Regions from separate parts of the Mus musculus genome. Here all the other regions are linked to region 1. The links are chromatin loops, found by intact Hi-C in ENCODE. Cell type or tissue: left cerebral cortex. All regions are shown on one strand. Region 1 holds the start of Thap7 (THAP domain containing 7). Region 2 overlaps Crkl (v-crk avian sarcoma virus CT10 oncogene homolog-like). Region 3 holds the start of Pi4ka (phosphatidylinositol 4-kinase alpha). Region 4 holds the start of Crkl (v-crk avian sarcoma virus CT10 oncogene homolog-like).

The links. A loop is a pair of places that touch in the nucleus more often than their neighbours do. Peaks named below come from ENCODE experiments on the same cell type or tissue, not always from the same donor. Only the 100,000 strongest peaks of a DNase experiment are listed, where the experiment ranks them.
Region 2: a loop joins it to region 1, with 2.7 times the contacts of the local background. A loop is called at or near these places in 5 of 42 quality-filtered maps.
Region 3: a loop joins it to region 1, with 2.7 times the contacts of the local background. A loop is called at or near these places in 15 of 42 quality-filtered maps.
Region 4: a loop joins it to region 1, with 2.2 times the contacts of the local background. A loop is called at or near these places in 4 of 42 quality-filtered maps.

Annotation. Positions count from the first base shown.
Region 1 is chr16:17,529,630-17,534,629 of GRCm38, forward strand. Thap7 (THAP domain containing 7) reads right to left here and starts at 1,423. Exons shown (of 5, transcript NM_026909.2): 1 at 1,396-1,423; 2 at 1,149-1,228; 3 at 601-756. The coding sequence starts at 1,228. In left cerebral cortex, a CTCF peak has its summit at 2,846; DNase peaks (open chromatin) are centred at 1,192 and 1,423; H3K4me3 peaks cover 1,968 bases; H3K27ac peaks cover 1,724 bases.
Region 2 is chr16:17,472,022-17,477,021 of GRCm38, forward strand. The region is part of intron 2 of Crkl (v-crk avian sarcoma virus CT10 oncogene homolog-like); the gene reads left to right. Among named protein-coding and RNA genes, the nearest start is that of Aifm3, 17 kb to the right of the region's middle. In left cerebral cortex, a CTCF peak has its summit at 2,292 (motif pointing right); a DNase peak (open chromatin) is centred at 2,282.
Region 3 is chr16:17,401,519-17,406,518 of GRCm38, forward strand. It overlaps Pi4ka (phosphatidylinositol 4-kinase alpha), which reads right to left and starts at 4,347. Exons shown (of 55, transcript NM_001373955.1): 1 at 4,116-4,347. The coding sequence starts at 4,280. Snap29 (synaptosomal-associated protein 29) reads left to right here and starts at 4,482. Exons shown (of 5, transcript NM_023348.4): 1 at 4,482-4,841. The coding sequence starts at 4,605. In left cerebral cortex, CTCF peaks have their summits at 1,536 (motif pointing right) and 2,726; DNase peaks (open chromatin) are centred at 1,523, 2,920, 3,074, 3,874 and 1 more place; H3K4me3 peaks cover 2,752 bases; H3K27ac peaks cover 2,223 bases.
Region 4 is chr16:17,449,208-17,454,207 of GRCm38, forward strand. It overlaps Crkl (v-crk avian sarcoma virus CT10 oncogene homolog-like), which reads left to right and starts at 2,778. Exons shown (of 3, transcript NM_007764.5): 1 at 2,778-3,581. The coding sequence starts at 3,271. In left cerebral cortex, no CTCF peak of the experiment used is centred here; a DNase peak (open chromatin) is centred at 2,736; H3K4me3 peaks cover 2,865 bases; H3K27ac peaks cover 1,588 bases.

The DNA of each region.
Region 1 (5,000 bases):
GTGCTCGTAACCTCTGAGCCAGCTCTACTGATGTGTATGAATATTTTGCCTGCATGTACATATGTGTACCCGTGCCCTCAGAGGTAGATTGAACCCCAGTCCTCTGTAATGCTCTAAAATGGTTAAGCCATCTCTCCAGCCCTTCCACCTTATTTTTTTAAAGACAAGTTTCTCAACTCAACACAGGGCTCAACAACTCATCTAGACTAGCTTTTCCATAAGTCCTTGGGATCCCCTTTTTGTTTTGTCTTCTCCAGGACTGGGATTAAAGGAACAAGCAATCACATGTGGCTTTTTATTTGGGTCCTTGAATCTGAAATCAGGTCCTAATGCTTGCATACCACGTCTTTAGCAAAGGGGGCTATTTCCCCAGCCTGGAAAGCCTGATTTTCTCTAATGTCACTGGCACAGTGATCCTGGGATCATGCTTTAACTGTACAAAACTGGAAAGAGGCTTGGCACGCTTGACAACTGGTCTGCTTGTCTCTGAGCATGCCAGCGGATGTGCATGGACTCCACCAGGGCAAAGAGCTGCCTCGTTTGACCCACTGCTCTGATGCCTCACAACCTGTCCTGGTGTTAGCTGGCAGAAAGACCCACCTGATTCCCACCAGCTCAAAGCAGTTTTCCTCGAAGTGTTTGGAGCAGAAGTAGATGTACTCAGAGGTCGGATCCCACAGGCCCTGGCCGCTGGGGTCCAGCCGCTGACAGTTGGCCAGCCACAAGCCGCGCCTGGGGTTGTCTTTCTTGGGAAGTCTGCAGAGCCACAAAACCGTGAGCACCAGACTGTCTACAGTCCTGCGTTCAGGATGCCCAAGCTCCCCAAGCAAGAATGGCAGACCTCCCCGCGACCCTTTCAGATTACCACCCGCTGGGGGAAAGGAGAAACTGAGAACGAGAGAAAGAAAGGGGCCGGCTCAGCATCATCTAGCAGGAATGAGTCGGAGCTGTAAATCCAAGCCAGGTAAGCGTCCAGTCCTTTTTCCGGCTGGACTCGAGACTATGCGCCCTTCCCTGTCACCCTCCCGCTCACAAGTTCAAGCCTCACATCGACCTCGGGAAAGCGCCGTCTCCTGCGAGGCCTAAGGTGCGGCAACACCGGCGCCTGCGCTATGAGCCCTCGCGTGCCACTACGCACGCGCGCTGACCTGTGGAAGGAGATGCCGCGGTTGCGAGTCTCGCGCGTATCCCGTGTGCAGCAGCCGGCGGCGGAGCAGTGTCGCGGCATCTGGGGAAGGGGCGGGATCTGGGTGGTGGGCGGCAGTCGGGGGAGGACTGTCTTCACGCCCAACTGTCACTCCCTCCAGAGGGCCCGAGCCGGTCGGCTCCCCGAGGCCCGACCCCGTACCAGTCTTGTCCTAGCTCGTTCTATAGACTCCCGTCAGCGGTACTCACGGTCTTGCCATTGCTGCGCCGCCAAAATCTCGCGATGGGTGGATCGACGCGGAAGTTGGGAGCAGAGATACTCCGTCGCCCGTGGCGCGGGCCCCCAAGGGGCGGGACCGGAAGAGATCCTGGCGGGGCGGGCCACCGGATGTTGGGAGTGAGGGATGGCGATCGTCGCTCCCGAGTTGAGGTTTCTGCATCTGTAGTTTCGGGTCCCTGTTTTGTTTGAGCGTCTGTCGTTTGGACGAAGCAGCTGGGTGTGGTCTGTACTGCTCCCTGAACAACGTACGCGCACACTCTGGTTGAAAAAGATCCACCACCAAGAAAAACCTGGGCTCTTTACTGAAAGAACTCGGCCACGGACTGGTGGCTCAGCACTTGCTACCAACCCTGAAGATTGAATTTGATCCCCAGGACGCAACCTGCTGGAAGGAGAGAACCAACGTCCAGTAATTGTCCTTTGATCCCCATATACATGCACAAAATAAAATGTTAACGACACATTTAGAACATTTTCTTTTAATGGCCTTGTAAAGGCCTGGGTGAAGATAGTGACCTTATGGGAGGCCGTCCCAATATACTAAGTAGCAACTGTCCAGTTATCGGAATGTTCATTTTTCAAACCCTGAGACGCTAGCCGGTGTGTTCCGAGAGCACGGTTTCCCCAGTGATGCTTTGAAGGGGGATTTCTCTGACCACAGGATCAGGCGTTTTACATTCTAGGCTCACTTTTGTAGCAGGAACAAAGTCAGAAATGGGTTCCTTGGGTTTCTGCTGGGGGAAGAGAGGTGAACAATTACAATCTTGGGATGCAGAAGGGGAGGTTATGGGACTCCAGGCCTGAAGGGCACAAAGGCATACTTGATCTAAGTACCGGCGAGGTTGGGTAGCCTGTTATGCTCCTGTAGAGGAGTTGTCTTGGCTGAAAAGGTCATCGAAGCCCCTATTTAGTTGGTTTTGATTTTTCCTGATCTGTTGGAGGCATTCATCCCTATATAAAGCCTCCCATTGAAGGAATAGGGGGCAAGAAGGACCAACCGATGTGCTGGCTCAGTAGTGTACTTAGAGCTGCACAAGACTCAGAAGAATGGATTTGGCCCAGGGTGCATGAGTACCATCCTCCTTTTGATTGTCTAACCTCTTTTAATTCATTGGCCCAGTAGGGATACCAGTGTAGGGGCAGAGAGTAAGTGAGTTGAAAACATGGAAAACCCAGGTGTTACTTTATTTGTGCTGAAGTTTGGACGAATCTCTAATTTCACATAGTTGGTGGGTGTGGGAGGTAGAAGACAAAGAGCCTTCAAGAGTTCTATGAGTGTTCTTAGGGTGTGAGGGAGGCAGGAGGGGGCATAAGGCATCAGTGGGGCATAAAGAGGGTGTGTGTGGATGTGGCAGGTCATTTTCTAATATACTCAATGGCCTGTTCAAGGGCAGTGAGCTCCACCTAGGGGCAGTCTTCAGGGCGCTCCTCCACAAGATGTGGCCAGACAATAGACTTCACCTAGGTTAGAAGACTCCACCCTAGGTGGGCTAGGCAACTGTGGTAAAACAAGGTCTGATTCAGCCTGTTCAAGGCTAGCCCCGACCAAAAGAAGTTGCCCCTTCACCGTAGTCAGTCCCTTGCGATGCCTCAAATTGAAGGTAAAGGAAGAAGGAAGAACCAGCTGAGGATCCTCAGGTTGGGATGCTGATGTCCCTCAGAAGGAAATCCTTGCCATCTTCCGAGCATCCCTGTTTGAGCCCCAGATGTGGGTCCTTTGCTCCCGACTGGGCGTTGATCACTGGTGGTCTCAGGATGCAGAGGAGCTGGGGAGCAGGGTCTCAGGCAGTGGTGAGTATTTTATTGAAATAGTGGGGCTAACTGACGTAGCTCAAGTCAGAGGGAGGAGAGGTAAGTGTTGCAGCGGGGGCAGGGACCTTCCAAGTGTATTAGATTAGCAGACCACAGTCTGTCGGGGTAATCTTTTTTTTCCCACAGTGTAAAGGTTGTCTTTGTACTATTCAAATGTTGATTTCTGTACCGGTGACGAGTTGAGTGCTGGCTGGACTTTGGTATTGGTTATTTTTATGGATCATCACCTGCTTCAGTATTTTGTAAACATACACCTCCCTCACCTTTTGATTGGTTTAACAAAGATCTGACGGCCAGTAGCTGAGGCAGGAGAGGAGAGGCGGGACTTCTGGGCAGAGATGGACTCTGTTGGAAGAATCAAGTTGACACGGAGTCGCTCGGACTTAGTGAGTGAGAAAAAGGTAATAGGCCACGTTACAGACATGGATTTATTAAATTCATCAAGCTACACACCAGCCAGAATGGCTAAAATAAAAAATTCAGGTGACAGCAGATGCTGGCGAGGATGTGGAGAAAGAGGAACACTTCTCCATTGCTGGTGGGATTGCAAGCTTGTACAATCACTCTGGAAGTCAGTCTGGCGGTTCCTCAGGAAATTGGACATTATACTACCAGAAGATCCAGCAATACCTCTCCTGGGCATATACCCAGAAGATGTTCCAACTGGTAATAAGGACACATGCTCCACTATGTTCATAGCAGCCTTATTTATAATAGCCAGAAGCTGGAAAGAACCCAGATGTCCCTCAACAGAGGAATGGATACAGAAAACGTGGTACATTTGCACAATGGAGTACTACTCAGCTATTAAAAACAATGAATTTATGAAACTCTTGGGCAAATGGATGTATCTGGAGGATATCATCCTTAGTGAGGTAACCCAATCACAAAAGAAGTCACTAGATATGCACTCACTGATAAGTGGATATTAGCCCAGAAACTTAGAATACCCAAGATACAATTTGCAAAACACAAGAAAATCAAGAAGAAGGAAGACCAAAGTGTGGATACTTCATACCTCCTTAGAATAGGGAACAAAATACCCATGAAAGGAGTTACAGAGACAAAGTTTGGAGCTAAGACGAAAGGATGGATCATCCAGAGACTACCCTACCCGGAGAACCATCCCATAATCAGCCACCAAACCCAGACACTATTGCATATGCCAGCAAGATTTTGCTGAAGGGACCCTGATATAGCTGTCTCGTGTGAGGCTATGCCAGTGCCTGGCAAACACAGAAGTGGATGCTCACAGTCAGCTATTGAATGGAACACAGGGCCCCCTATGGAGGAGCTAGAGAAGATACCCAAGGAGCTGAAGGGGTCTGCAACCTTATAGGTGGAACAACAATATGAACTAACCAGTACCCCCAGAGCTCGTGTCTCTAGCTGCATATGTAGCAGAAGATGGCCTAGTCGGCCATCATTGGGAAGAGAGGCCCCTTGGTCTTGCAAACTTTATATGCCCCAGTACAGGGAAACTCCAGGGCCAAGAAGTGGGAGTGGGTGGGTAGGGGAGCAGGGCAGGGGGAGGGTATAGGGAACTTTCAGGATAGCATTTGAAATGTAAATAAGCAAAATACCCAATAAAATTTAAAAAAATAAATAATTTCATCAAACTAGCCTGGGAGGTAGCCCGCTATCATGCCTAAGCTTTTATAACTAATAGGCCCAAGCCTGATTTGGGTAGGGAGCGGGCCCCATTCCTGCTGTGCTCTCAGAGAGATGTCACAAGTATGGTGAAGCCTCTCTCTCTCTCTCT
Region 2 (5,000 bases), 58 kb before region 1:
TATCTCTTCTTACAGCAGGGACCACGATTGAGGAGGAATCCAGTTATGTTTAGAGCAGGAAAGAAACAGAGTAAGGATGAATACCTGTAATCCCAGCACTCAAGAGGCTGAGGCAGGAGGGGTGGGAGTTGGAAGTCTAATTGGCAGATTAGGCTTCCACCACAGTGAAACATGAGTGCTCTCATTCTTGCCCCCTTCCCATCTCACACACAGGCACACACTTCTTATTTATTAGAAGACAGGATCTCTCTCTTACGTAGTTCTGGTTGTCCTAGACTTGCTATATAGACAAGGCTGCACTCACAGATACCCACCTGCCTATGCTGCCGAGGTGCTAAGATTAAAGGCATGTGCTACCATACTCAGCTCTATATTGTTTGATTATTTTAGCATTTTATGTGTATGGGTGTTTTGACTATGTTTCCTTTACATATGTCTGTTCACCATGTAGATGCAATGCCCTCTGAGGCTAGAAGATGATCTTGGATCCCCTGGAACTAAAGTTAACAGTCAGTTGTGAGGCACCATGGCGGGGGCGGGGCGGGGGGGGTGCGTATGGACACGTGGGTCCTCTGGAAGAGCAGCCAGTGCTCTTAACTGCTGAGCATTTCTCCATCCTCCATCCACCCCTCTTGAGTAGTCCTCACCTCACCACTTCTGGATAGCATGGATGCTTTGCCTGTTAATACCTTCCAGCTTGGTTCTGAGTGTGATAGCACATACTTAACAATCCTAGCACTGGAGAGGTAGAGGCAAGATTAGGAGCTGGAGGACAGGCTAGATGATAAGAGACCCTGTTTCAGCCTTTCAAGATACTTGTCATCTTAAACTAGGACGCAGAATACATTAGACCATTGGCTGTTGTTGCTAGGATAAGAGCTTGCAGGCCCTTGTTTGTTGAACTCTGATTCTGAGTTGTTTGCGTGTTTGTTTTTCTTTTCTAGACAGGATTTCACTATGCATCCCAGGCTGGCCTCAAGCTCCTGCCTCAGCATCCTTGAGTGCTAAGATTATCAGAATATACTAACCATGCCTGGCTTTTTAAAAATATATATTATTTATTTAATGTATATGAGTACACTGTAGCTGTCTTCAGACACACCAGAAGAGAGCATCAGATCCCATTACAGATGGTTGTGAGCCACCATGTAGTCGCTGGGAATTTAACTCTGGACCTCTGGAAGAGCAGTCAGTGCTCTTAACCACTGAGCCATCTCTGCAACCCTAACCATATACCTGGCTTGATCTTTTATTGTAAGATAGTGTTTTAGAGATCAGTGTCTGCTATATGGTGCATTCTTTGGAATGTGCAGAGTAGGGTTGGAGGTGTAGTAGAGGGATGGCCTGAGTAGGAGAGCCAGATGAATGATGTAGTTTTTAAGATGACTTACACACTTGGCCATTACACATCTCCCTAGACTCTCAGCCCCCATTTCTCACCAAACCTTCATCATCATTTGCTCTGTGTGATGCTTCACTGCAAGAATATGTTGGTGGAACCACTGAGGATATTTCCTATCAAGCTGTAACATAAGAAATAGTGTTTCTCTGCCTGTCTGATCTTGTTAAAAGCAATTCTCTTGGGACTGTTGCAACTAGGTTATTGGGGAAAGTATTAAAATTAAGTTGAGGAACAGTGGGAAAAGTAGGGCAACATGTGCCAGTAATTGGAACTTTATTATTCCTTTAGCTAGTGTCAGGGAGAAGAAGAGTGGCGTTGCTGAGCAGTATTCTCTGAATATTTCAAAGATGTTTGTTTTGTTCTTCCCTGAAAAATAGTCTTTGAGAGTAGGAATGTAGCTCAGCCCTCAGTTTGATTTTCAGCTCTACAGAGTTTAAATATATAAGTTGACTTTTGAAAGAGTCCCTGCAAATAGAGACAATTTAAAAAGTGTTAGCTGTTTTCTTCTGGCTTCTTCTTAAGCAGTGACCCATGTAAGAAGTGGAGGTGTGTGTCCTCAATCCTTGAAGACGGTAGCTCTAGCCAGGTCTGTTGGTGCGGAACTGTACTCCTAGTAACTTGAGAGGCTGAAGCAGAAAGATAGGTTAAAGCTAGCCTAAGCAACTAACTCAGTGAGGTCTTGTCCCAGAAAGTGCCACCTGATTTCACTCAGGATGGATGGATGGATGGAAGACAGACAGACAGACAGAGAGACAGCAGAGCTCTCCCTGGCCTCAGTGGAGCTACAAGGGGCTGCTGTGAAAGCTCATCATATGCCCAGGAAAGTTCCCAGATTGATGAAAGCAATCTAGCCTGCCTGCAGTTGTAGTACCTCCCAGAGGCCAGAAGAGGGTGTCAGATCCTCTGGCCCTGGAGTAACAAGCAATTGCAACCTAAAAGATCTTTAATCAAAAGATAATAGCTGGAGCTGAAGAAATGTGCTGTTGTTACAGAATATTTGTAGTCAAAGTTCCTTATCTGAGAAGTGAAATTGTGAAGAAGGTTGGACCTATTTTAAATCCTGGCACTTTTTTTTGTTTGTTTGGCTGGTCTTTTGTTTTTGAATTTTTGAGAGAGGGTTTCTCTGTGTAGCCCTGGCTGTCCTGGAACTTGATATATAGACAGGCTAACTTCACACTCACCTGTCTCTGCCTTCCTAGTGCTGGGATCAAAAGTGTACTTAAAGGTTGACTTTTATTGGTATAGTTTTGGGCAAATTACTTAAGTTTTCTAAACAACCTGGCTCAAAAAAGTGACATTTGCCCATAAGTTATCCATCCATGTAACCAGCTGGTAGTGATGTATATACCAAGGAGCTCACAGTGTGAACAAAGGGACGATAGAGAAGAGTGTGGAGGTAGATGTTGGTCTGGAAAGGTTTTCTGGAGAAGGCACCCCTTGAACTGAGTTTTGAAGGATGAGTTGAGCAAACTGGTAAAGCAGGAAAGACAGGGGAAAGAGTAAGCATGGAGGGCCTTGACACACTACAGAGCAGCCACCTGGGGTGACAGAGAGAGCCTTGACACCACAGAGCAGCCACCTGGGGTGACAGAGAGAGCAGGTGGGAGAAAGGGCCCATGTGGCAAAAGGCAGCAGGGGAGCGGCTTGTACAGATTATAAAAGAGCCAGGGAGACTTAACTTTCTTCTAGGCATTGCTTTAATTTGAAGCATGAAATACCCAGTTTCTCAAAACTGGTTTTAGGGATTGTACCTCCTTGTTAATTTTAAATTTCACAGAAAATGCTTTATTTCCTTCTAAAGATGCTCTCACTCATTCTAGTATTTGTTTATTACAAAAAAGAAAGGGAAGAGCGAGGTGTCGTGGTGCACACCTACAGACCCAGCACTTGGTCAGCAGCAGCCGGGGATGGTCCTGGGCTACATGAATATCTAAATGGAGCTTCAGCCACAGAGCCTGTATGATAAAGGTTAAGAAACATGGTTGAGGAGATAGTAATATGTGTCCTTTGCAGTGGTGAAGGCCTGAGTCTGAGCCTTAGACTCCACACAGGAAGCTGGAGTGGCATCTGTGCCTACAGTTTCAGTGATGGTGAGGTGAGAGGCAGAGACACATTTACCCCTGCAGGGTCCCTGCCAGCTAGTCTAGTCCACGAGAGACTCTAGCTCAAATCACAGGTAGAAAATGCTGAAGAGGGCTGGTGAGATGGCTCAGTGGGTAAGAGCACCCGACTGCTCTTCCGAAGGTCTGAAGTTCAAATCCCAGCAACCACATGGTGGCTCACAACCATCTGTAACAAGATCTGACGCCCTCTTCTGGAATGTCTGAAGACAGCTACAGTGTACTTACATATAATAAATAAATTAAAAAAAAAAAAATGCTGAAGAATGGCACCCAGGATTGTCTTCTGACCCCCACACACAACAATTGGTTATTCCTGCTGTTCTATAGGAATTAGTTAGGATACAATCTGTGCATGGAGAGTATCCCATGTCACAAGCTTCAAGTAATATAAAGTGGCTCAGAATAGACTTTGCAAAATTGAGGAGAAATTAAGTTGTAATGATTCCTTAGAGCTTAGTCCAACATCTCACAGGTATTTTGACTTTCTACAATGTCTAACTCCACTGACCCTTCAACAGAATTAATTAACAGACAAGAACCTGGGACACTGTAGTGAACAAAAGCCTTCAAAAACATGAGGACGGGCACTCAAACAGGGCAGAAACCTGGAGGCAGGAGCTGATGCTATGGACCTATGGAAGAATACTGCTTACTGTCTTACTCCTCAGCCTGCTCTCTTGTAGACCCCAGGACCACCTGCCCATAGCTGGCATCACCCACAATGGTCTGAGCCCTCCCCCATCAATCACTAATTAAGAAAATTCCCAGGCTAGAGAGAGATGGCTCGGTGGTTAAGAGCACTGACTGCTCTTCCGAAGGTCCTGGGTTCAAATCCCAGCAACCACTTGGTGGGTCACAACCATCTGTAATGAGATCTGATGCCCTCTTCTGGTGTGTCTGAAGACAGCTACAGTATACTTACATATTATAATAATAAATAAATCTTTTTTTTTTTTTTTGGTTTTTTGAGACAGGGTTTCTCTGTATAGCCCTGGCTGTCCAGGAACTCACTTTGTTGGGCTGGAGCGAGCAGGGCCAGAGTGAGCAGAAGTTCTGAGTTCAATTCCCAGCAACCACATGATGGCTTACAACCATCTGTACAGCTACAGTGTACTCATATACATAAAATAAATAGATCTTTAAAAAAAGAAAAGAAAAGTGCCCTACAGGTTTGACTACAGCCCTATATTAGGGAGGCATTGTCTTAATTGAGGTTGCCTCCTCTCAGATGACTCAGCTTCTGTCAAGTTGACATAAGACTAGCCTGCACTCCTGGTTTATACAGTACTAGGAATCAAACCCAAGTCTTTGTGTGTGCTAAGTAATATCTTATACTATCCCCTCACAAAGCGATTTTTAAAAGAAACAGATATTTATACTAAGGTCTTCTGTGCAGCTTCTCCTCTGATATCTTTTGTTCACTAATCTCTTCTGGCATTTTGTCCAGGTTGATTTTAAGCACATCTATAGAATTT
Region 3 (5,000 bases), 130 kb before region 1:
AACTTTCTAAATTTAACAAGAGACCATGAAAAGAAACCCATGCTTCACTGAAGCTGGAGACATGAATCAGTGGCTAAAAGTACTGGCTGCTCTTCCAGAGGATGTGGGTTCAAGTCCCAGCAGATACATGGCAGCTTACAACCATCTGCACCTCCAGCTCCAGAGGATCTGAAGCCTCTTGTGGCCTCCATATGCACCAGGCATAAATGTGGTGCACAGACATGCAGGCAGGCAAAATTCCCACACATGTAATGGTTTTGTGGTTTTTTGTTGTTTTTATTTATTTGTTTATTTATTTATTGGTTTTGGTTTTTGAAGACAAGGTATCTCTGCGTAGTGCTGATTTTTTGGTTAGTCACATAGTCATCATATACTTAGCAACCATCAAACAGATCTCCAGAAGAAAAGAAGATATTTACATAAATCATATGCCATACACAAGAGACTTAAGGCACAACAAATCATGCTTATCAAACAGTTAATAGAAGTAACAGTTCAAATGCCCAAATTCTCAGATACCAGCCATGGGCCAAACTCACAAGCAACCCCTGCAAAGACAGTGGCCTTGGATCTGTTCTCTTAACTCTTTTGCATAAAGTGATTTCTAAGTACTTTCCAAAACAAGTGTTTTAGGAGATGCAGGGAAGTATTAATTAACTTTACATTATACTGTGATCTTGACAACCCAAGCAATTATGACAAAAAACAAAACTAACAGTTACAATTAAAGAATATCAAGGTTTTGTGTTGCATTGATTTGGTTAAGGGAATAAAATCGAGTGCCTTGTTAATGATAAGCAAGTGCTCCTCCAAGCACACTACTACTGACCTACATCCAGGGTTCCTATAATGTCCTTTTAATTGTTTTCTTTACATTTATCTAGCGTGTACATCTGTGTCTATCGTCTTACTCACCTTGCTATGTTTTTATGACTAAGGAACAAAAAGAAACAAGTTGAGTTCAAAGTGCACTTCTCAGTTGCTGAATGAAAAAGAAAGCTATTACTGCTAGAGATGCAGGACAATCTTAAGAATCGTCCACTTCAGGAGCTGGAGGGATGGCTTAGATGTTAGAGGCATAGGCTGGTCTTCCAGAAGACATGGTTTGATTCCCCACACACATGGTGACTCATAAACACCTATAACACTAGCCCCAGAGATTCTAATGCCTTCTTCTGGCCTCCATAGGCACACCATGCAAGTGGTGCACGAGCATATATGCAGCCCAAATACTCATACATATAATATAAAATAACTTGAAGAATCATCCAGTTCAGATTGACAAGATAACCAGGGGCCATTGTACCAAGACACTTGTCACCAAGCCTGAAGACCTGAGTTCAGAACCCACATGGTAGGTGGCAAAACAGTTTCCATGAGTTCTGCCCCGCCAATTCCCACTTCTCTAAATAAATGTAATAAATTGTTGTTGTTGCTTTAAGGTGTATTATTTTTATTTTATGTGCATTAGTGTTTTGCTTATGTGTGGATCTGTATATCATGTGCATGCAGTACCCATGAAGAACAGAAGAGGGCATCAGATCCCTAGAACTGGGGTTACAGACCATTGTGAACTACCATGTGGGTACTGAGACTTGAACCTGGATCCTCTTGGAGAGCAGCAAGAGCTCTTAACTGCTGAAATATTTCTCAAGCTCATCCTAGGATGGTTTTTATTCATATCTTTTTATTGATCTTCCTAACACCCCTACCAAGACCTGTTCTGTGGTTTGGTTTTTGGTTTTTGCAAGAGAAAATCAACACGTGGAACTGACCTGTCCAGTTGTACTTGTGTAATGGCACTCACCTTCAACCCCAGCACTTGGGAAGCAAGCAGGTGGAGCTCTGTGAGTTAAAGGCTAGCTTAGTCTACTCAGGAATTCTAGAAAAGCTATATTGTGAGATCCTGTCTCCACCAAAAGGATGGGGGGAAGAAGGGGTGTTTGCTCAGTTCATGAAGGCACATGCAGTCAAGCCTGACAACCCACATGGTGGGAGGAGAGAACTGTTACCTGCAAGTTTGTCCTGTGACCTCCACATGCCCATTATAGTATATAACAAACGAACAAACAAACAAACAAAGATGAGGGGCTGGACAGATAGCTCAGCTGTTAGGAACACTGGCTGCTCTTCCAGAGGACTCAGATTTGATTCCCTGCATCGATGTGGTTGTTCACATGATTCCAATTCCAAGGGATCCAATGATGCCTTCTTCTGACCTCTGCAAGCACTGACACATATGGTGTACAGAACACATATGCAGGCAAAACACTCATACACATAAAACAAAAAAGAAGTTTAAAAATACAAGTAATAAGGGAATGTAAATTTAGATGGTCTTACCATTCAAACTCATAGTCTTACACACACACACACACACACACACACACTGCTGTCTTTCCCTGCTTGAGTCAGGATCTTGATATGTTGCCTAAGTTGCACCACAAGTCCTAAACCATCTTTTATTTTTTAATTTAAAAATGTTGGGGGATGGAGAGATGACTCAGCACTTAAAAATACTGACTGCTCTTCCAAAGGTGCTGAGTTCAAATCCCAGCAACCACATAGTGGCTCACAACCATCCATAATGAGATCTGATGCCCTTTTCTGGTGTGTCTGCAAACAGCTACAGCATAATTATATAATAAATAAATAAATCTTCTTAAGATGTTGTTATTATTTATTTGTGCTTGTATGTGCTCATGCATGCAAGTGCCCATGGACACCACAAGAGGACTTTCTGATGCCCTAAAACTGGAGTTACCTTCAAACATTCAAGCAGTCCTAAGCTGCCAGACATGAGTACTGAGATACCAACTCCCTGAGTGAACAACAACTCCTCAGCACCTCTGCGGATACTGGGCTGTTCCTGAGTAGCATGGACTACAGGTGCATGCTACCATGTCCAGTCTGTATTCATTCTTTAGCCAGAAGTCGGGTTGGCATTAGATCTTCCAGAACCTGTTCACCTTGCAGGTAGGTGATACAATCAAGTTTGAAAACTTACAAGGTCAAAGACCAGGTCACTCTGCCTTTCCACTTTTACCCATCAGCGCGCAGGTGCACATGTCACCCAGGTTCTTTCCATCTTTCAGAAAGTTGAATGGACAGACAGCCCCCTCCCTTCAGTGCTAACATACTGTGCTGAGTCTATTTACACATTCCTGGGCGAAAAGCAGCTGACTATTATTGTTCATCCACGTTGTGCCTGGCCTTAATATGTAAACTCATCAAAGCTTCACAGGTTTTATAGATAAGCAAATAGGCTGTTAGCATGCAAGTTTCTTCCTCAAGACTGCACACAGAAATTGTAAATTTAGTCAGCTCTGACTAAAATCTGTCTTCTTCCTATCACAACATCCTTTTGTTGTTGTTTGGTTTTTGGGTTTTTTTTTTCCCCTAAAAGAAAGCGGTTAGCCTCCTTAATCCTGGGGTTCTACCCTTCACCACCCACCCAGTTCACCTCTTATCCCAGGTCCAAGCATATCTTTTATCTTCCAAGATAAGGACTGGCGTGTCTTTCTCTTCTGAAGCAATCCTGAATTTAGTTCTCTGTCTACTAACAGTCCACTGCATATTCCTGCCACTGCATCTTCTCGAAACTCATCATCTTTTGATCCAGTCTAACGCTACCATCTCTTAAATAATAATACGATTTGCATAGCTGTCCTTCTCCACAATCCAGTGAGAAGGGCAAAAAGTGTGTAGGGGAGGAGGGCGTCCCATTTCATGAGAAAGACACCTCTCCAAGGTCATTGAATGAAAACAAAAAATCGGGACCAAAAGCCCGGATTGGACTCTTGGTCCTTGGCTCATCCTACCACGCCTCACAGGCAGTCACGATGCTGCCACAACCCCCGCGCCTGAGATGTCACAGCGGTAGTCCGCCCGCCCACAGCTCACTGCCCTCCCACTCCCACCGGTACCAGACCTCCCAGCGTCCTGTCGACTTCCCGACTCCTCTCTTCACCAGAACCCTCTCCCACCGACCTCCCTACATCGCTGCCACCTCTATTCAGGAGCCCCTCTCTAGTCGCAAGTAGCCTTCTCAGACCCAGCAGCGTCCCGCCGCTTCGCCACCTCAGGCCCCTCCTCCTGTCAGTACGCAGGGTTACCTTCTCCAAGGATGCTGGTCTCTGCACAGCCAGGGAGCGGGCCAGTGAAAGTACTGTGTTGAAATAAAAGCCTCGAGAGGTGCTGGAGCCAGAGCTGGACCCCGAGCCGCCGCCGCCGCCGCCGCCGCCACCGCCGCCTCCTCCCCGGGCCCCAGCAGCCGCCATCACAGCGCACGCCCCGGCGCAGGCGGCTGGGTTCACAGCTCTGGGCTCGCCACCACCGGTCCTTACTGCGCAGGCGCAGAGGCGGCCGACTTCCCGGCCACCTGACCACCTGACTCCTCCCCTCTCCCCTCCCCCGCACTGGGTGGGGCCTGGTCCCCCTCTGCCGCTCCGCCGCCGGGTTGGCTCTGGAGGCGGGGCTCTAGCGCAGTGCTGGCGGAAGTAGTGCGCGCGGCGTCCACAGTGAATCCGCCCGCCGGCGCTGGGCTATCGACTCCTCGCTCAGCAACCCCTCCTGCTTCCTAGGTGCAGGCCGTCTCCCGCACCATGTCTGGCTATCCTAAAAGCTATAATCCTTTCGACGATGACGTGGAAGAGGAAGACACCCGGCCCGCGCCGTGGAAGGACGTCCGCGACCTGCCTGACGGCCCCGACGCGCCCATTGACAGGCAGCAGTACCTGAGACAGGAGGTGTTGCGCAGGGCCGAGGCTACCGCTGCCAGTACCAGCAGGTCCTTGTCTCTCATGTATGAATCGGAGAAGATCGGAGTCGCCTCTTCCGAGGTGAGCCTGGGGCAGAACTGAGCTAAACCGGCCAATCAATGCGTTATAAAAACGGGATGAAGAAATATTTTGTTTACGATCTTTTGGTATTTTTCTAATTGCCTACCGTAAGTTCATGGACATAGTGTAAAGAATTATGTATCAGGATCACCTGATGTT
Region 4 (5,000 bases), 80 kb before region 1:
TAGGCAGCATTGTGCCAAGCCAAAATACAAATCTTTTTTTTCAAGATTCCAACGTTATTTTTTCCTAAAATATAAATCTTCTTTGTTGTTGTTGTTGTTGTTGTTTGTTTGTTTGTTTTTCGAGACAGGGTTTCTCTGTGTAGCACTGGTTGTCCTGGAACTCACTTTGTAGACCAGGCTGGCCTCAAACTCAGAAATCTGCCTGCCTCTGCCTCCCAAGTGCTAGGATTAAAGGCATGAGCTACCACACCTGGCTTATAATATAAAATTTTAAAAAATAAATAGGGAGGGCTGGAGAGATGGCTCAGCGGTTAAGAGCACCGACAGCTCTTCTGAAGGTCGCAAGTTCAAATCCCAGCAACCACATGGTGGCTCACAACCATCCGTAATGAGATCTGATGCCTCTTTTGGGTGTCTGAAGACAGCTACAGTGTACTTACATATAATAATAAATCTTTAAAAAAAATAAATAGGAAGAGAGTGGCATGAAATATCCTGTTCTAGTCATGACATGGTAGTGGCCCTCATGAACTCACAGCTGGTTTTCTGCACAGGATCAAGCCCATCTTCAGAATTCTCAGGAAAAAAGCCAGGTGTGTTGGTATGTGTTTGTGATATCAATGTTGGAATGCAGAGGCAGTTACAACTTTGCCATTCACTGCTTAGCCAGCCTAATCTACCTGGTGGGCCCTATACCAATGAGAAAGCCTATCTCAAAAACATGATGTTGCCTATGCTGGCTTCGAACTTTCCATCCTCCTGCTCAACCTCTGAGAGAGCTAAGATCATAAGCCTGTGTTATTTTTTCTTCTTTTTGTGGCAGGGTATTTTTAATGTACCACCACTGGCCTGTGTGTTAATATATAGACCAGGATGGCCTCAAACTTGGAACTAATTGAATCCTGCCTCTGCCACAAGAGAGCTGGGATTATACATGCACCACCAGAGCTGGCTAGAAGATAAGTCCTGGAGGTCTCATGGTGAGGCACAGAATGACTGAATAGCCCATCTAGTCACTGATTTGAACTTCAACCATGAGTTGAACTCAGTCAAATTAAATATCTGAGCTATACAAATTTCACTTGCGACTAGAGCAATATGAAAGCATGTTTTTATTTATGTGTGTGTTGTGTGAGTGCAGGCATGTGTATTACCACTCTACACAGAATTTTAGAGGACACCTTAAGTTGATTGTCCTTCCATCTTCAGACCCAGGGATCCAATTCAGGTGTTTAGGCTTGGCTGGCAAGAGCTTACTTCCTGAGACATCTTCCTAGCCCCCATGAAGCATCTCTGGTTATGCCAAGTTACAAAAAGGCACTAGACCTTGACATTTTCCCCTTCGCTTACTTACCACTGGGATGGAATCACCAGTTATTACCCTACAATCTAAGAATTGCTAAACATGGGAAATGTAAACGGCCAGAACAAGACTTTAGTGATAGAGATCTAAGTAGGAGTTCTCCTGTATTCCTCACTTTTGAGATTTCTCCCTCCCCTAACTTCCTCCCCATTTTTGTTGGGTTTCATAGAGCTCAGCTGCCTTGAACTCATGATCCTCCTGCCTCCATCTCCTAGTGATGGGATTATTGGTATGTGTCACCACCACTGGCTTGGGACATGCCTTCCTGTTTATCTAATTTGGGAATGCTATGACCAATAATCCAGCATCTGTTTTTGTGGTGATTTTTCACAATAGTCATTCATTTAACAAATTTCTGATCATTCAAGACTAGATGTGGATTTAAGGCAGGCAAAATATAGGTAAATAAGACAGTATTCTGTGGTATTAAAATTTCATCCTAGCCTGTTGGTGGTCAGAGTTAGTTCCAGGACAGCCAGGGCCACACAGAGAATTCCTATCTTGATAGATAGATAGATAGATAGATAGATAGATAGATAGATAGGCCGGGCAGTGGTGGCGCATGCCTTTAATCCCAGCACTTGGGAGGCAGAGGCAGGCGGATTTCTGAGTTCGAGGCTAGCCTGGTCTACAAAGTGAGTTCCAGGACAGCCAGGACTACACAGAGAAACCCCGTCTCTAAAAAACCAAACAAATAATTAAATAAATAGGTACTAGTCGGGTTGGAGGGAGAAATATGTCAAGGGAGGCAGAGCTGAAACTGAGCAACGTGGAATGGCAGGAAATGAACTGTTGCAGAGCAACAGGCTTCAGGCCAGACACAGGTGTTGCATTTCACTTGTTACACTTTACAGCCGGTAGTGTCCAGTCATCCTCACCAACACACTGTCCTCCTCGTAAAGTATTAGTCAAACTGATCTTCACCATCATTCCACGTGTACCAAGGAGGATCACCTAGGGCAGGCGTTATTTGATAGGTTATTCAGTAACCTATTTGATGGTCACCTCACTCCCTAGGTCATGCCCTTCCTGAGCCACCTGATTTACCAGGGCCTTCTGGCTCGCAATCATCTGACGGCCACGCCTTCTTGGCCGGACACTCAGCAACCACTCTACGCTTTGTTCACAGAAACAGGTTTTCAAAACGCTGTTCCCTCTCGGCTCCAGCTGTTTTCCTGCCAAGCCCGGGAAGCCTGACAGCAGCAGCTTCTCGGCGGCTGCTTTGCGGTCCAGGAAGGGCCTGACCCTCTGCCTCCTCCCGGAACGCGGGAGCCCGCGCGAGTGGCTCACGCTGGGACCCTCGCGAACGCACTCCTGATTGGCAGCGCCCAGTGACGTCAAAGGAAGGGCCTCCGCGGTGGAGGGGGTAGAGCCCAGCTCCGCGCGTGCGCAGATTGAATGCGCTGGACCAAGGGGGAGGTGCCCGGCTGCTTCTCCCGCGTCCGCCATTTTGTTGCTGTGGCTATTGGGAGCGGGCTGGGTAAGACTGCTCGGGAGGCGCGACTCTTGTTGGAGTGCGGTGCTTCGTGTGACCGCGGGGATCGGTGCAGGCTCTTGAGGCTGTGGAGCCGGCGGCGGGTTCCAGGACAGAAGTCACTGGAGCCTCCCCTGTACTCCGGCCAGCTGAGAAGCCCGAGGCGGCCTCCGCTACTGCTCAGCTTCGCCCACCTCGACCCCGGGGCTTTGCCCAGTGTTCCCGGACCGGCTCTCCGTGAGGCGGCCCGGTGCAGGAGGGCGGTGGCGGAGGATGCTGCGGGGCCCGGAGCCTAGAGGAACGTCCTGACCAAGCCCTCTGATTGTTCCTCGAAGTGTTCTGAGAGGCCCTTCCTCGACCCCAAAGCCGACAGCGGGTAAAGGCTTCCCAAGCAAGAGAGCCGCAGACGCCGCCCATCCCCGAGCCCAACACCATGTCCTCCGCCAGGTTTGATTCTTCAGACCGCTCTGCCTGGTACATGGGGCCAGTGACTCGCCAGGAGGCGCAGACTCGTCTCCAAGGCCAGCGCCATGGCATGTTCCTAGTCCGGGACTCATCTACCTGCCCCGGGGACTATGTACTGTCCGTGTCCGAGAACTCGCGTGTCTCGCACTACATCATCAACTCCCTGCCCAACCGCCGCTTTAAGATCGGGGACCAGGAGTTTGACCATTTGCCGGCCTTGTTAGAGTTCTACAAGATCCACTACCTGGACACTACCACCTTAATCGAACCGGCGCCCAGGTACGCGAGCTCCTGCCCTTCTCCGGTTCAGAACTTGACCGGATGCGAAGGGTCGGTCAAAGATTAAATTTTGGGGGTAGGGTAGGGGATAGAACTCCTTTTCCTCATTCTAAATCAGAAGACATTCGGATTATAAGGCCAATATCAGGATCTGGGTCATTGGATGAAAGGATGCATTTTATTTAGACATTTAGCAGTGCTGCTTGCATTGTTTAAATGCACCCCTAACCCCCCACATATATACACAGTTTTGCCACTTTACTTGACTGTAATACTAATGCAGAATGCTTATTAACGACGCTAAAAATATAGACTTCCTTGAGATTCTGAAGATAGCCATGACTCCTCCTTTCTCGAAATTCTTGTACACCATTTAAGGTTTTTGTAACTCCTGCATTTTTCAACTAACTTTAGGTTACAAAGTGGCCTTCGGCCTTTGGAATAATCCTTAAAATGGATCGAAAGTGTAGAAATCTCAGAATCTGATTCTCTAGCACTCATTTTTAAAACTGGGATTACCAAGAGAAGACAGTGGGATTATATTTGAAGAAATTTGTATCCTCACCGTTCCTTCCTCAGGGGTGGGAAGTGTATTTACCTAAATTCTACATTAATTCAATTTTAGTTTTTTTTTTTTTTGTAATTAAGTCTAGTGGTTTAACATATGCTTTAAAGACCCCTAAGTAGAGCTAGCTGAGATAGATACACACCCCTAGTCCCCTAAGGAAAGAGGACCTTGATTCCAAGTCAGACTGAGCTGTAGCAAGACCCTGTCTTAAAGAGAAAGATATTGATCCCCAAGTGTTCTCTTTTTCAAGTAAAATGCATTATTTTATAATTTGCTTTAATTTCCCTAACGAATATCATCAAATGATACAGTGTGAATTGAAAAGGTGTCTAGAGACTTTAAAAGATATTTTCCTGCCCAGTTTATTTCTAAGCTATTTTCTAAAAAAAGAATTAAAGGCTGATTTAGATTTTTCAGGGTGAGGCGACTTCATAAAGGTGAAATTTGCTCTGAACTTTGAAAATGAAAAGATACTATAATTAATTAAGGGCACCTACTTAAATCCAAAGAGTTTCTTCTTTAGGATAGAATAATGAAGGTGGGGTGGTTAACCGTTGCCAGACCGAGTGGATTTTAGGAAGTGTGGAGAAGGCTAAGCCTGATGATGAGTGAGGGGAAGTGTTTGCAGTGAAAGCTGGGTGACCTACCTGCCTTTGGTTCCCACCAGGGGAATGTGAACAGAGAGCCCACCCCCACAGAGTTGTCCTTTAGCCTCCGTGTGCTGAGTGAGTACTCACACACAAAGAATTGTTAAAAATGTAAAACACAGAAAAGTGACTGTAAAAAGTGATGTGTTATCCAGATGAGAATATAAAATTCTGTGAAACACGAAGTTCCTAGTAGATGCTGGC